2 separate regions of the Homo sapiens genome follow, and region 1 is linked to region 2. The links are chromatin loops, found by intact Hi-C in ENCODE. Cell type or tissue: CD4-positive, alpha-beta T cell. All regions are shown on one strand. Each heading gives the region's core, and the rest is flanking DNA. Links, peaks and the distances in the headings are about the cores only.

Region 1 (6,779 bases), core at 557-5,556, 70 kb after region 2:
CCCAGCTACTTTGGAGGCTAAAGTGGGAGGATTGCTTGAGCCTGTGAAGTTGAGGCTGCAGTAAGTCAAGATCATGCAATGCTACTGTAGTTCAGCCTGGGTGCAAGTCCTTGCCTAAAAAACAAACAAACAGACAGACAAAAAACCCAATGTAGTTACTTTTACCAGAGTAGTTCTTTCTTTCTTTTTTCTTTTCCTTAAAGAACTACTCTGGTAAAGGTAACTACATTGGTAAATACAAAAGCCACTATTATGTTTTTGCCTTGTAAATTTTCTTTTTGTTTCATATATAATTTAAAAGACAAATGCATAAAATTATTATAAATATGTGTTAATGGGAGACAATGTATAAAGATGTAATTTAGGAAGAGACAGCTGTATAGGAGCAGAGTTTTTGTATATTATTAAAGCTAACCTGATACAAATTTCAATTACAGTATTGAAATTTCTTCATAATGATAATAATTGTAATTATTTCTCAGTACCTGCACATTCTGTACCTGAGGATTTGACCAACCAAAGGTCAAAAATATTTGAAAAAAATCAACACAGATAATATGACTAGAAATCATATGGATTTGAAAAATAGTACAGCATAACCGCTATTCATATAACATTTACATTTTATTAGGCATTGTAAGTAATCTAGAGATGGTTTAAAGTATACAGGAAGATGTGTGTACATTATATGCAAATACTACACCATCTTATATATAGACTTGAGCATCTGAGGATTTGGGGTCCAAGGGAGGTCCTGGAACCAACCTTCCATAGATACAGAGAGATAACTATTGATTATTTTAAAAAAAAGTTAGGATGTTAATTGAAAGTACATGGCAGCTCCTAAGAAAATAATTTTTAAATATTCAGAAAAGAAAATTAGGAGGAAATCCAAACTTTGTATTAGAAAAAAATCAATTAAACAAGAAAGCAATATTGAAAGAATTGGGGGGAAAACATAACAAATATATAAAACTAAGAGCAAAGTAGCAAAAGTAAATCTTTCCTTATCAGTAATCACTTTAAATATAAATAACTGAAACTCACCAGTTAAAAGACAAAAACTGGCAGGATGGATTAAAAAATAAAAGCATGTTGTCTGCCCACAAGAGACTAACTTTAGGTCCAAAGATACAAATAGGCTGAAAATAAACAGACAGAAAATGATATTCCACACAAATAGTTGCCAAAACAGAGCTGGTATAACTACACTAATATCAGATGAAATAGACATGAAGTTAAAATTACAAAAGACAAGCAAATTCACTATTCATTGATAAAGGGTCAATTTATCAAGAAGATGTAACAATAATAAACATATATGCACTGCTATGATTTGGGCATGGTTTTGCTGTTGTTGTTGTTCCTGCCAAAGCTCGTGTTGAAACTTGATTCCCAATGTGGTAGTGTTGGGAGGTGGGGCCTAGTGGGAAGTGTTTGGGTCATAAGGGCAGATCCCTCATGAATGGCTTGGTGCTGTTCTCAAGATAGTCAGTGAGTTCTTCCTATTTTAAGACTGGATCTGGATTAGTTCTCACAGGAATTGATTAGTTTCTACAAGTGTGGTTGTTACAAAGCCAGGTCACCCCTCATGTTTCTCTTTCTTCACACGTCTGCTTCCTCTTTGCCCTTCTCTGTCATGTTGTGACTCAGCACAGAAGCCCTTGCCAGAGCCAGGGTCATGCCATTGAGATCCTCAGCCTGCAGAACCATGAGCTAAATAAAACTCTTTTCTTTATAAATTACCCAGTCTCAGGTATTCTTTTATAGCAACACAAAAGGGACTGAGACATGCACCAAACAACAGAACTCCAAAATGTATGAAGCCAAAAAAATGACAGACTTGAAGGGAGAAATAGACAGTTCTGCAATGCAGTGGGTTGACATCCTGGGACTGCTGCTCCTGGTGGTAGGGGTTGACAGGACAAGCTATCTGCCCACATGGTGCTCACGGACTAGCAGAGGAGGCAGTGACAACTGCTGTGAAATAGTAGTGAGTGTTAAGAAGAAAGATGGGGAGAGGCACGTTAGGCAGAGTGAGGAAGTGAGAGAGATAAGGCAGGAGGGGTGTTGCAGAGCAGGTGAGAGAGGGGTATCCTAAGCAGGTGGCATTGGCAGAGAAGGCTGGGAATGGTCTACACATCCCATGTTTGTTTCTGAGTGGTGGGATAATGAATTTTTTGTTTTATTCTTTATATTTTTCTGTGTGTGTGTGTGTGTGTGTGTGTGTGTGTGTGTGTGTTTGAGACAGGGTCTCTCTTTGTCACTCAGGCTGGAGTGCAGCAGCACAATCTCTACTCACTGCAGCCTCCACCTCCTGGGTTCAAGTGATTCTCGTGCCTCAGCCTCCTGAGTAGCTGGGATTACAGGTGTGTACCACCACAGCTGGCTAATTTTTAAATTTTTTATAAAGTCAGGGTCTCACTATGTTGCCCAGGATAACATTTTCAATTAAAAACATGTGCTACTTTGATTTTCAGAAAAAGGGAGTGCTTAAAAAGAGAGCGAAAGTTCAACTTCATAAACTTGAAGAGCACTGCTGACTTCCTACCTGTGGCCACGTAGTCCTAGCTGCGTTTTTCTGGTGGCTTCCAGAAGAATGGCACTGCCCTGCCACCTTGTGGCCATGTGGCAAGTAAACCTTCCAGCCAGCATTACAATAAAGCCAAAATCTGTTTTCTCACGTTTGAGGAAGATGACAAATATTCAGCATTCTAAGTAAGCTATGATTTGGATGGAGCTTTATTGATAGCACTCAGAGATAACGTGTTCTGCTTTATGGTAATACTTCATCCTTTTGGCATCATCAAGAAACAGCCTCTCTACTCAAAGCTTAACTCTTAAGGACCTACATAAAGATTATCTGAACATTCTTATTCATTTCTTACAGAGTGTATTGAACACAAAAACCTTTCCTTTAGAGCTCATGATTTTTAAAAACAATATCTCCTCAATGCAAAGATAAGTTCAATCCATCACCAGGAAGAGCCCAGGCTTAGCTCATAGGAAATACAAGTGAATCCAGGGATGGTGGAGAATTTTTTTTTTCTTTTTCTTTTGTTATTTATTTATTTGTTTGAGACAGGGTCTTTCTCTGTCAACCAGGCTGGAGTGCAGTGACACCATCATGGCTTACTGCAGCCTCATCCACCTGGGCTCAAGCGATCCTCCCATCTCAGCCTCCTGAGTAGCTGTGACTACAGGTGCGTGCCACCACTCCTGACTAATGTTTGTATTTTTTTTAAGAGACCTGGTTTCACCATGGTCCCCAGGCTGGTCTTGAACTCCTGAGCTCAAGCAATACGCTGGTAGGGCTTTTTCTTATTGTTACCCTCTGTATTGATTTGTTCAGGTTGCCAAAACAAAGTACCACAAACTGAGTGGCTTCTTACACAACAGAACTTTATTGTCCACAGCGCTGGAGGTAAGAAGTTTGAAATCAAGGTATTGGCAGGGGTTGTTTCCTCTGAGGGGAAGGTCTGCTCCAAGCCTCTCTCCTTGGCTTGTATGGCCATCTTCTCCCTGCCTGTTCACATCACCATCCTCTCTGCATGTCTTCATGTCCAAATTTCCTCTTTTTTGTAAAGACAATAGTCATATTGGTTTAGGGCCCAGCAAATGACCTCATTTTAACTTGATTACCTCTGTAAAGATCCTATCTGCAAATAAGTCACATTTTGAGGTATTGGGGGTTAGGACTTTGAAATATGAATGTGGGGTGAGCACAGTTCAACTCCTGACACCCCTCCTGGTGTTGCATTTCAGTAGAAGACCAGTGAGCCTCAGGTAGGAACCTGGAAAGCCCCACCGTCTTGTTTCCTCCCATCTTCCCTTTCTTTTCCCTCAATGGCTTTCAACTCTGATTCACATTAGAATTATCCAAGGAGTTTTTAAATTTCTGATTCTGAACCCCACCCCTAGACCAACTAAATCAGAAGAAAACTCGCAGGGAAACTTAATCCAAGAAGGGATCAAGGAAGGCTTCCAATGGGAGGGGATTCGTTCACTACATTTTGAAAAATGAATGGATGATTGAGATAGAGAATAATGAGAGGTGTAGAAAGAACATCATAACCAAAGACTTAGTGGGGTCAGACAACATGGGTGGGCTGGCAGGGCTTGTGTGTGTCCTGATGGCAGAGGGAGGGGTGGGGGGTCACACACAGGGGCACAGGAGCAACCCTACAGGCAGCTGTTGCTGTGAGATAAACGTCCAAGCAGGAGGTGCTGAAAGATGAAGCTGATGAGGCAGGCAGGGGCCAAATCAAGAGAGGATGTGTGCCTCATGCAAAGAAGCCTGGGTTTCCACATCAGCATTTCAGAAAGGGAGCTGCCATCACCCCCAAGCTCACTACTGACCATAATGTCAGGTGTGGCTGCCCTCCTGTCAACTGCATCACCATTGTGATTCTACTTTCATAAGCAATGACAAGTGTGAGTTCACTGTTACGACAAAGGATGTCGTTGCCAATTCTGAAGCTGCTGTGGATGGCAGTGAGGCAGGATAGAGTGGAAGAGGCAAGACCAGGAGCTGGGCAAGACCAGTGAAGTATAATGGATGGCAGAGAGGTGTAGACCCTAGTCAGGAGGACAGACAGTTAAGAAATGCATTGGGTGGACCGGGCGCGGTGGCTCATGCTCATAATCCTGCACTTTGGGAGGCTGAGGTGGGCAGATCACCTGAGGTCGGGAGTTTGAGACCAGCCTGACCAATGTGCAGAAACCCTGTCTCTACTAAAAATACAAAATTAGCTGAGCATGGTGGCACATGCCTGTAGTCCCAGCTACTCAGGAGGCTGAGGCAGGAGAATCGCTTGAACCTGGAAGGAGGAGGTTGCAGTGAGCCAAGATCCTGCCATTACACTCCAGCCTGGCAAACAAGTGCAAAACTCTGTCTCAAAAAAAAAAAAAAAAAGAAAAAGAAAAAAAAAGAAATGCATTGTGTGGAGTGGGGCTCGGGGGTGAGGTGACCAGCTTGCCTCTTCCACTCTATCCTGCCTTACTGCCATCCACAGCAGCTTCGGAATTGGCAACCACATCCTTTGTCATAACAGTGAACTCACACTTGTCACTGCTTATGAAAGTAGAATCACAGTGGTGATGTTCCTGCCCAGGCACTGAGGTGAAGTGAATGGTTTGGCAACAGGGTACAAGCGAAAATGCAGAGGTGAAAATCTGGGCCTTGGAACAGCTTCATCAAGTCTGGCAAGGGAGACCCAATCCACTCAACTGCAGAATGTGCATGTGACCACTACATGGTGAACAGAGTACTGAGCTTTGCTGCTCTACCAACCATCATGGTAGGGGCACACATTCTACTCCCCTGAATGTAGCCAGGCTCTGGGGAGCTCATTTGCAGCTTTGACTCATTCTGGGCAGCCTCAATTTTTCTCAAACACCAATTGCATCTGGGAAGGTGAATTCACTGTGCCTAGGTTTGTCCCCTCTGCTATAACAGTGATGCAATGTCACGTGAAAGATTCCTATCATAATTTAACCATTTTCTAAATTATCTGGGAAGTTTATTTGGAGGTTTGGGAGTGCTCTAATGATGTATGATAAATCTTTGATGCAAAGATCTACAATCTTGCAATTTACTATAAGCATCTTTGAAGTACATGTTATTAATTTAACCTTATATAAAGGTTATATACAGAATCTGTACCTCAGTATGCTTAGTTGTATCCACATAGAGGACTTCTAAAACACCAAAACTGCCTCATTATACATTATATAGACTTGCACATCATAATGGCAGTTAATAAAATGAAATTCTGTGTTTTCCTTTTTATAGTTAAATTTTTCCTTAAAAAAAATAACTTTCAGGAGATAAGCAAGAAAAATGCCTTGGCCTGGGAGATTAAAACCTATCTGGCAAAATGAAAACATTGATGTAAATGACATGAAAATGGTTCTGTCTGGCTTTGCTGTGGCCCGTTATTAGAGATCAGATTGGCAGCTGCTTCCACAACTAATTGATTCTAGGAAATTTGGCAAGCCTTATACTTCTCTATCTCAGAAACTGGACAACTGCCCACTTTGTAAATACCAACGTAACAATATCCTTTAAAGTGCTTAAAATGCATTGGGAAAAATCCCTATCAAATAAAAGATATACTTATGTAACTTATTATAGTACTTGATTTCAAATATTTATATGTAAAATACTAATGACTGTTCTGATAAATACTTTATCAAATTCACAAAGTATGTCAGTATGTGAACAGCATAATCTAAAGGCTTGTGCTGGTGTCTTCCATTTGCCCCCTAAGATCCACTCTCTGTGGTTTTCCAGCCAGTCCTGGACCCAGTGGGGGAATGTGGGTGCTGACCTAGGGTTTCCTTTGCCTTCTGGCTTCAGGTTGGGTTCAGCCAACCAGTGTAGGGTTATCAGCAAAAGATCCATAGGTGGGAGGAGAATGGAGGCAGGTATTTATTCTCCCCATGAGTGTTCTCTGAATTGATACTGAAGGCCATAGTTCCTGTCAGGTGACCCATTCCATAGACCCCTCACCCCATGACCTTCAATCTTTGTGCTTAGAGGTAATAATAACTGTTCCCTGAGATTGCAAGCCCCAGAGAACTCCATCATCATTTGCTATCTTCTGTAAACTACCCATATATTTTAAATATTTCTTTTTATTAAATTCTCCTCCAGTGATCCAAATTGAATTTTCCACCTTGAATGGTAACAGTGCTTTTACTCTTTTCCTTTGTGTTGAAAAGGAAGCATGGGCAAAAGGTGCTGAAATACAATCTCTGCTTATTAAAACAAACAA
Region 2 (6,779 bases), core at 561-5,560:
ATTCTAGCCCTTTCTGGCTCTTGCCCCATTCAGCCTCTGACCTCTGCCTCTCCCTCAACCCCACCCTCTGCCTTTCCACATCCACTTTACCCTCTCCATCACCTTCTTCTCAGACTTCTTCTCCCGACGCTTCACATGCTTCACTTTCACTGCCCTCTTCCGCAGCGCGGGGTCCAGGAATGGGGACTCTTCTGTGTCGCTCATCCAGGGCTGCAAGCAGGGCATGCACTGACCCACCTGCCCCGCTCGTGACAACCCCACCACCTACTCATGTCCCATATCAGCCTTCCATACCCTCTGTCTCCTCATTAGGGATACTCTCTGCTTCTGTAACCTCCACCCTTCCACCAGTGGATGCTCCTGTCTGCTCACCAGGCCATGGTCATCAAAGGCCCCTGCACAGAAGTCCTGATACAGGTCAGGATCCAGAGGTAGGTCCTCATCTGAGAGTGGCTCAGGTGTGGCTGTAGCCTCAGGAGGCTCCTTGACTGTTGATGACGCCACTGCCCCCTCATCTTCACGGATGCGCCCTAACTTCTGTGATGGCTGTGGCTGCTGTTGGGTGGGCAGTGGCCGGCGGGGCCTTGGCAGGGACTCTGAGGGCGTCACTGGTGAGAGCTGCAGGGCAGAATCTCAGGACTGGCCCTGACCGCCCTGCCCGCATGCCCCACCCCACCCTGGGGGGCTGGACTCACCGAGGAAGGGAAGTACTTGTACGATTCCTGTGCCGGCAGGAGGAAGGCCCAGGTCAGCCCCAGGTGGATGGAGGGCGGCCTTGCCCTAGCCCTACCCACCTGGCCTGGCCTTACCTCCCCAGACACACCTCCCCGCTACCCCTCATTGCCAGGAATGCTCAGCCCTGCCTGATCTGTACCAACATGCATGACCACCTGAAAACACCTGGCCCCACTCTGTCTACCCAGGGTTGGTGGGGGTGTTCTGCCAGCCCAGCATACCAGGTCATGCCCCATTCATCTGGACATGACAGGCCCCTTCCCACCTGTCAGGATACAGTCAGGCCCAATCCCACCTGGTTTATCCATGCCTAGACTTAACTAACCATGCATGGACCCACCAGCTCTCCCACACCTGACCCTACCCAGCTCTGTCCATGCTCACCCGGGCCCGCAGCTGGCACTGGCGCAGCCGGCACTTCTGCCGGATCTTGTTGGGGCCCCCGAACTTCTTCATGTCCCGACAGAAATCACAGTGACCACAGTCCTCAGTGCGCCGACATGCCTCACACTCACCACACATGCGGGCTGACCGTTTGATCTGCTGCTGCTGCTGCTGGTGATGCTGCAGGAGGGGGCCCAGAACAGAAATCATGGACCCAGGCAGGGCTGAAACGGAACCACTTTACACATCCATTCACTTTATGCAGCCACTCACCTGGCTGGGTGTGGCCACCAAGGGCTGCGGAGAGGATTTGTGGGGCGAAGCAGAGCCCCGAGCAAGCATGGCCCCAACCCCTGTCCCTGACCCTGCCCGGCGCTGCAGGTCTGGATCAGGGACAGGCCTCTTGCGCCCTCCACCCTCATCCCGGGGCTCACTGCTGTCCCGCTCATTGCCATCCCGCTCCCGTGACTTCTTGTGCCGATAGCGAATCTCTAGCTTGGGGTCTTTCTCTGTGGGGCAGAGAGTAGGGCCAAAGTGAGTGAGCACTGGATGGCTTGAATGGTCCCAAAACCTCTTTCTTCCTCTTCGCTCCCTTACTGACCCACCCACCTACTCTGCACCCCTGTCCAGGGCAGAGCTGCCTCTTCCCGTGGGATCTTCTATTACTCACAATGGAGCCCCATTCCAGCTCACCACAGACGTGTATCACTAATCCCCATAACCCCCCCTTGTGGCTCCTCCTCCTCCCTTGAAGCCCCACCTGCCTTCCCTGTCCATCCATGGCCCTCACCTCTGCACTCCCGACAGTACCACTCCCGGATGGCCTTGGCCATCTTCTCAGTGATCCGGATGCAGTCCCCATGGAACCACTCATTGCAGTTGTCACACCCGCTGCAGAGGATGGGGCAGGCGATGGAGATGTGAGGGGCGCGGCCCATCGGCCTCACCCCACCCTGCCAGTGTCAGCCCCGCCCATCTCTCCCGCGCTCACATCATGAAGCAGTTGATGTCCGGTTTGCGGCAGATGCAGTAGATGGGCGCATTCTCCCCATTCTCGGACTTGCTGTCCTCCCCGGCATCTGGAGGCTCTGGGTCTGAACCATCTCCCTCCTGCAGGACACCCCCATTACGGATCCTTAAGCAGCCCCCACCGTGGCGGCTCATCCCCCCATTACAACTCCACCGTGGTCAGCAGGGATCCCCACTCTGCCTGCAGATTTCACATCGGGGCCCCCAAAAAACCTCTCCATCACAGTCCCCACTGACCCCCATCCCTTCCTCTGACATCCTATTACTCTGCTCCATACTTCCCATCACGCACCCACCGACACCCGCTCCCTGCGTCCACACTCGCTAATGGGTCATGGCGACCCTCCATCGTGGCGCCTCACAGACCCCGCGTAACTCACTGCGGACTTCCCATCGCGGTTCTCCACGCACCCCTCCCTGTTTATCTCATAGACCCACCTGGCACCCGCACCCACCCCCAGTCGCGGCTGTCCACGGATACCCGGACACGGACTCCTCGTCACGGCTCACTACAGACCACTCAATGTGACTCCTTACAACCCGCTTATCCCTCTGCCCTAAGAACCCCCGATCATGGTTTCCCACGGAACTGCCACACGGAGTCCCCACTAAACTTCTATTAAGGAGCCCCCCACCGTGGCTCACCATAGAACTCCCAGATGGTTCATCATTCTGCCCATAGACTCCCGCCGTTCAGTCCACAGACTCCGGTTATGGCTCACCACAGACCCCTGAGTCGGCCGACAGACCCCACTGTTGCCAACCGACCGACCTCCACCGCCGAACCCCTCCCTGGACCCGCTACTTACCATATCTCCGCTCCCGGCGCACTCCCTCACGACCCCCGCCAGCGACCCGCGAACCTGCACAGACCACTCGGCGGCGTCCCAGGCGGTTGCAAAGGCGCCCACAACTACTTCCGCTTCTAGTCACGCCTCCCAGGCAGCGTACTCCTATTGCGCAGGCCCCATGCGTCGTCTCCGCTGCAAACCAGTAGGTGGCCGGCCTAGAGCCCCCAAGACCCCTCAGGCGCCGCCATCTTGCTTATCGTATCCGTATGGTGGCCGAATCCATATGTTCGCCGGGAACATGGCCGCGCTCTAATGTGGCTTTCCCGAGGGCGCCGCCACCTTGTCAGTAGAGTCCGTACGGCGGCTGCTTGTACGGCCTCGACGTACAGGCAACATGGCTGCACCTACTGCGTGACTTCCTCATAGATGCCGTCATCTTGGAATCCGATTCCGTACGTGGGTCGAATTCCGTACGTTCCTAGGCGACATATGACGGCGACCTAATTGCGGATTCTTCACGGGCGCCGCCATCTTGGTGGTTGATTCCGTACATTGCCCGTTTGTCAGGCAGAGAGGTTCACAGGTAAAGTGACCGCTTCCGAAGCACGACCTGGATCAAGTTGTATTCATTCCTCCATTCAGTCTCTTTCCCCTTCCACATGTATTAATGGGGCGTCGGCAGGCTGTGTGCCTTGCGGGGCGGAGGAAACCAGTTCCTCTGTCGTCTCCGACTTCACCTGCCACCACTCTTTCCGGCTTTTACTCCTCCCACTTGTCATTCTTCTGCCAGGCCTGGCACGGTTCGGCTTCTATTTATTTTATTTTTATTTAAAAACAATTCTTAAACTAATATCAAATCTTATTTTAGTTCTATAAGCTGCACAATAAGCCTAAACACAGTTTACTTATCCATTTCTTTATTGTTTAGCATTTAGAACATTTTCAAATATTATTCTAAATAAAGTTGCAACGAACATTCTTAAACATAGATCTGTATGCTCATCCCTGATTATTTCTTGTGAAATGTGATATACAAATTTACAAATATACAAATGTGATATACCAGGTGTAACTCTGGTTAACAGCTGTAAGATGGAGCCTGGAAGCCAGGCTTTATTTATTTATTTATTTATTTATTTATTTATTTTATTTATTATTTATTATGTATTTATTTATTTATTTTTATTTATTTACTTATTTTTTGAGACGGAGTTTCACTCTTGTTGCCCAGGCTGGAGTGCAATGGCGCGATCTCAGCTCACTGCAACCTCCGCCTCCCGGGTTCAAGCGATTATCCTGCCTCAGCCTTCCGAGTAGCTGGGATTACAAGCATGCACCACCATGCCCGTCTGATTTTTTTTGTATGTTTAGTAGAGATGGGGTTTCACCGTGTTGGCCAGGATGGTCTGGATCTCCCGACCTCAGGTGATCCGCCCGCCTCGGCCTCCCAAAGTGCCGGGATTACAGGCGTGAACCACCGCGTGCCTGGCCCGCCTGGAAGCCATTCTATGGACTCCCTGCAAACTTGCAAAAAGGAAAACAAACAAAACAAAATTAAAACACAACAGGAACTTGCCTCGAACCTTTGAATTGGTCCAAACTGCAATGACCACACAGTCCTGGAAACCAGCTATATTTCACTAGTGCTGCGTCTCCTGAACAACAACCAATGAACTATGGACTGATGCCAGCCAGCCGCCTCCACCAATAATAATTTCTTTAAAAGAACTTGTGTAATCACCCTTAGCTTCCTTTTTCTTTTTCTTAAAAACTCCTTCTCCCCTTCCTATCTTTGGAGTACAATTTGACTTCGAGCTGAATCTGTGTCTCCTGAATTGCAGTTCCTAATGCCCCAATAAACTCCTGCATTGCAGCTTGGTCTCTTGCCTCTTCTTAGTTGACTCTCCTTAGAGATAAAATTCTAAAAGTAGAATTACTTTGTAATTGGCTATAAATATTGTAAGACATGTTCAAATTTATAGGAGGTCATTAGTTTGGACAGAGCTCCTGCTCTAGGCCCCACCAAAATGGAGTCACTCACGCTGAAGTTCCATGCCACCAAGCCAAAACTAAATTGTTCATCTGACCTTCCAAGGAGAAAGAGACAGGATAATAGCCAAATCCCCATACAAGCCACTTTTAGCTTGAAAGTCCCCTTTGCTTTAACCTTTATAAAAAAGCAACCTGAAGCAATCTGATGTTAACCAATCAGCTTTAAAAAAAAAATTGTTCTTTTTCCTTGCTCCAACCTTACAAAATTCACTGCTCTGCTATTTCCCAGGAAAAGCTCTCGTTCTATTTTGTATAATGGGATCTGCCCCAATTCATGAATTGCAAGTAAAAGCCATTACATCTGTAACTAAATTTGTTGTAATTTTGTCTTTCAATGGTTGATACATATATTTCTACCAGCAGTGTATGAAGGTTCCTATATCAGAGCCTTATTAGGTTATTAGATTAGTGCGAACTTTTGTTGTTGTTGTTGAGACGGAGTCTCACTCTGTCACCTAGGCTGGAGTGGAGCGGGCAATCTCGGCTCACTGCAACCTCCGCCTCCTGGGTTCAAACAGTTCTCCTGCCTCAGCCTCCCGAGTAGCTGGGATTAGAGGCCCGTGCCACCACACCCAGCTAATTTTTGTATTTTTAGTAGAGATGGAGTTTCACCATGTTGGCCAGTCTGGTCTCTAACTCCTGACTTCAAGAGATCCACCCCCACCTTCGGCTTCCCAAAGTGCTGAGATTACAGGCGTGAGCCCCTGCGCCCGGCCAGTGCAAACTTGTAAATTCATCACCCTTGTCAGTAAAAAACTGTCAGCATTCACAGCCATTTTATAAATACTACACATTACCACAGCAATATAGTGCAAAAATCAGAAACCACATAAAATACATATTTAAAGGAATGAGATAAAAATAAATATAAACATCTCTCATATTTTCTCAAATCCCCAGCACCATCTGAAATGCTGCCCTTGAGGAGCTCCCAGTTTACACTATTGGTGCTCACTTTGATCTGTGTGCAGTCTGGTATGGACATGGTGAAGCAAACAAAGATTAGTATTTTGTCAAATAGTAAATTTTTCATAAGTCTAGCTTGATGATGATGGTAATAGTCATAATTTTAAAAATCTTCTATTTGGTTAATGGTTGATAGTTCGCAAGATACTTTCGCACATGATAGTTTATCTGATCCTAATTGCCTTATACGGTGAATGGAGCAGGAGCCTTATTGTCCCCACTCTGCAGTGAAAGCAATTGAGACTCAGGGAGCCTAAGTCCCTTGCCAGGTCACACAGCCAGTAATAATGGATCTGATATTAATAGTAAAATCTTCCTACTGTGAGTGTTGGGCTGTGGGCTGGAATCAGGGAATAGACTCAGGGAAGCCCCAGGACGAGAGAAGCTAGATAAAAAAGTTCATGAGGCAAGCACAGAATGGAGCAGATTCTGAAAGCTAAGGGTCACAGTGGACCTGAGTTCAGGAAATGGATCAGAAGTCCAGGGGATCAGACACCAGGAATCAGGATTAGGTTCTTAGGCAGGAGAACAAACAACACAGAATGAGAAACTAAGTACAGGATCTCAGCACAAGGTGGGGATCACAGGAAAGGGAAAGGAGAGCTCAACTCTACCAAAGATTCCTGGGAGGGGGACGGAAGTCTTCCAGACACTTCTTGCAAACAGCAAGGATGACATAAATATCCGAAATTCAATGACAAAACCATGCTTAGCACTTCAATTCTAATTTGCCAGCAAGCACAGACAAAATCAGTACTGGAATCATTCGCTGAGGAATATACACAGTCTTGCTTTCTGAAGTTTTAGTTACCCATGATCAAC

Evidence for each region. Peaks named below come from ENCODE experiments on the same cell type or tissue, not always from the same donor. Only the 100,000 strongest peaks of a DNase experiment are listed, where the experiment ranks them.
Region 1: it touches region 2 in a loop (3-fold over the local background); 31 of 110 quality-filtered maps call a loop at or near these places.

What each region holds. Positions count from the first base shown.
Region 1 is chr18:50,354,811-50,361,589 of GRCh38, forward strand. It overlaps LOC105372114 (a long non-coding RNA gene), which reads right to left. Exons shown (of 3, transcript XR_935466.3): 2 at 1,048-1,142. Among named protein-coding and RNA genes, the nearest start is that of SKA1, 17 kb to the right of the region's middle. In CD4-positive, alpha-beta T cell, for the core only: CTCF peaks have their summits at 2,633 (motif pointing left) and 2,833; DNase peaks (open chromatin) are centred at 1,641, 1,941 and 2,591.
Region 2 is chr18:50,284,630-50,291,408 of GRCh38, forward strand. It overlaps CXXC1 (CXXC finger protein 1), which reads right to left and starts at 3,063. Exons shown (of 15, transcript NM_014593.4): 1 at 2,958-3,063; 2 at 2,111-2,229; 3 at 1,910-2,010; 4 at 1,393-1,628; 5 at 1,120-1,299; 6 at 696-722; 7 at 373-618; 8 at 103-210. The coding sequence starts at 2,960. RefSeq lists enhancers at 1,807-1,856, 2,677-2,796, 2,917-3,006, 3,117-3,486. In CD4-positive, alpha-beta T cell, for the core only: CTCF peaks have their summits at 3,173 (motif pointing right) and 3,372; DNase peaks (open chromatin) are centred at 2,052 and 3,262; H3K4me3 peaks cover 2,276 bases; H3K27ac peaks cover 2,408 bases.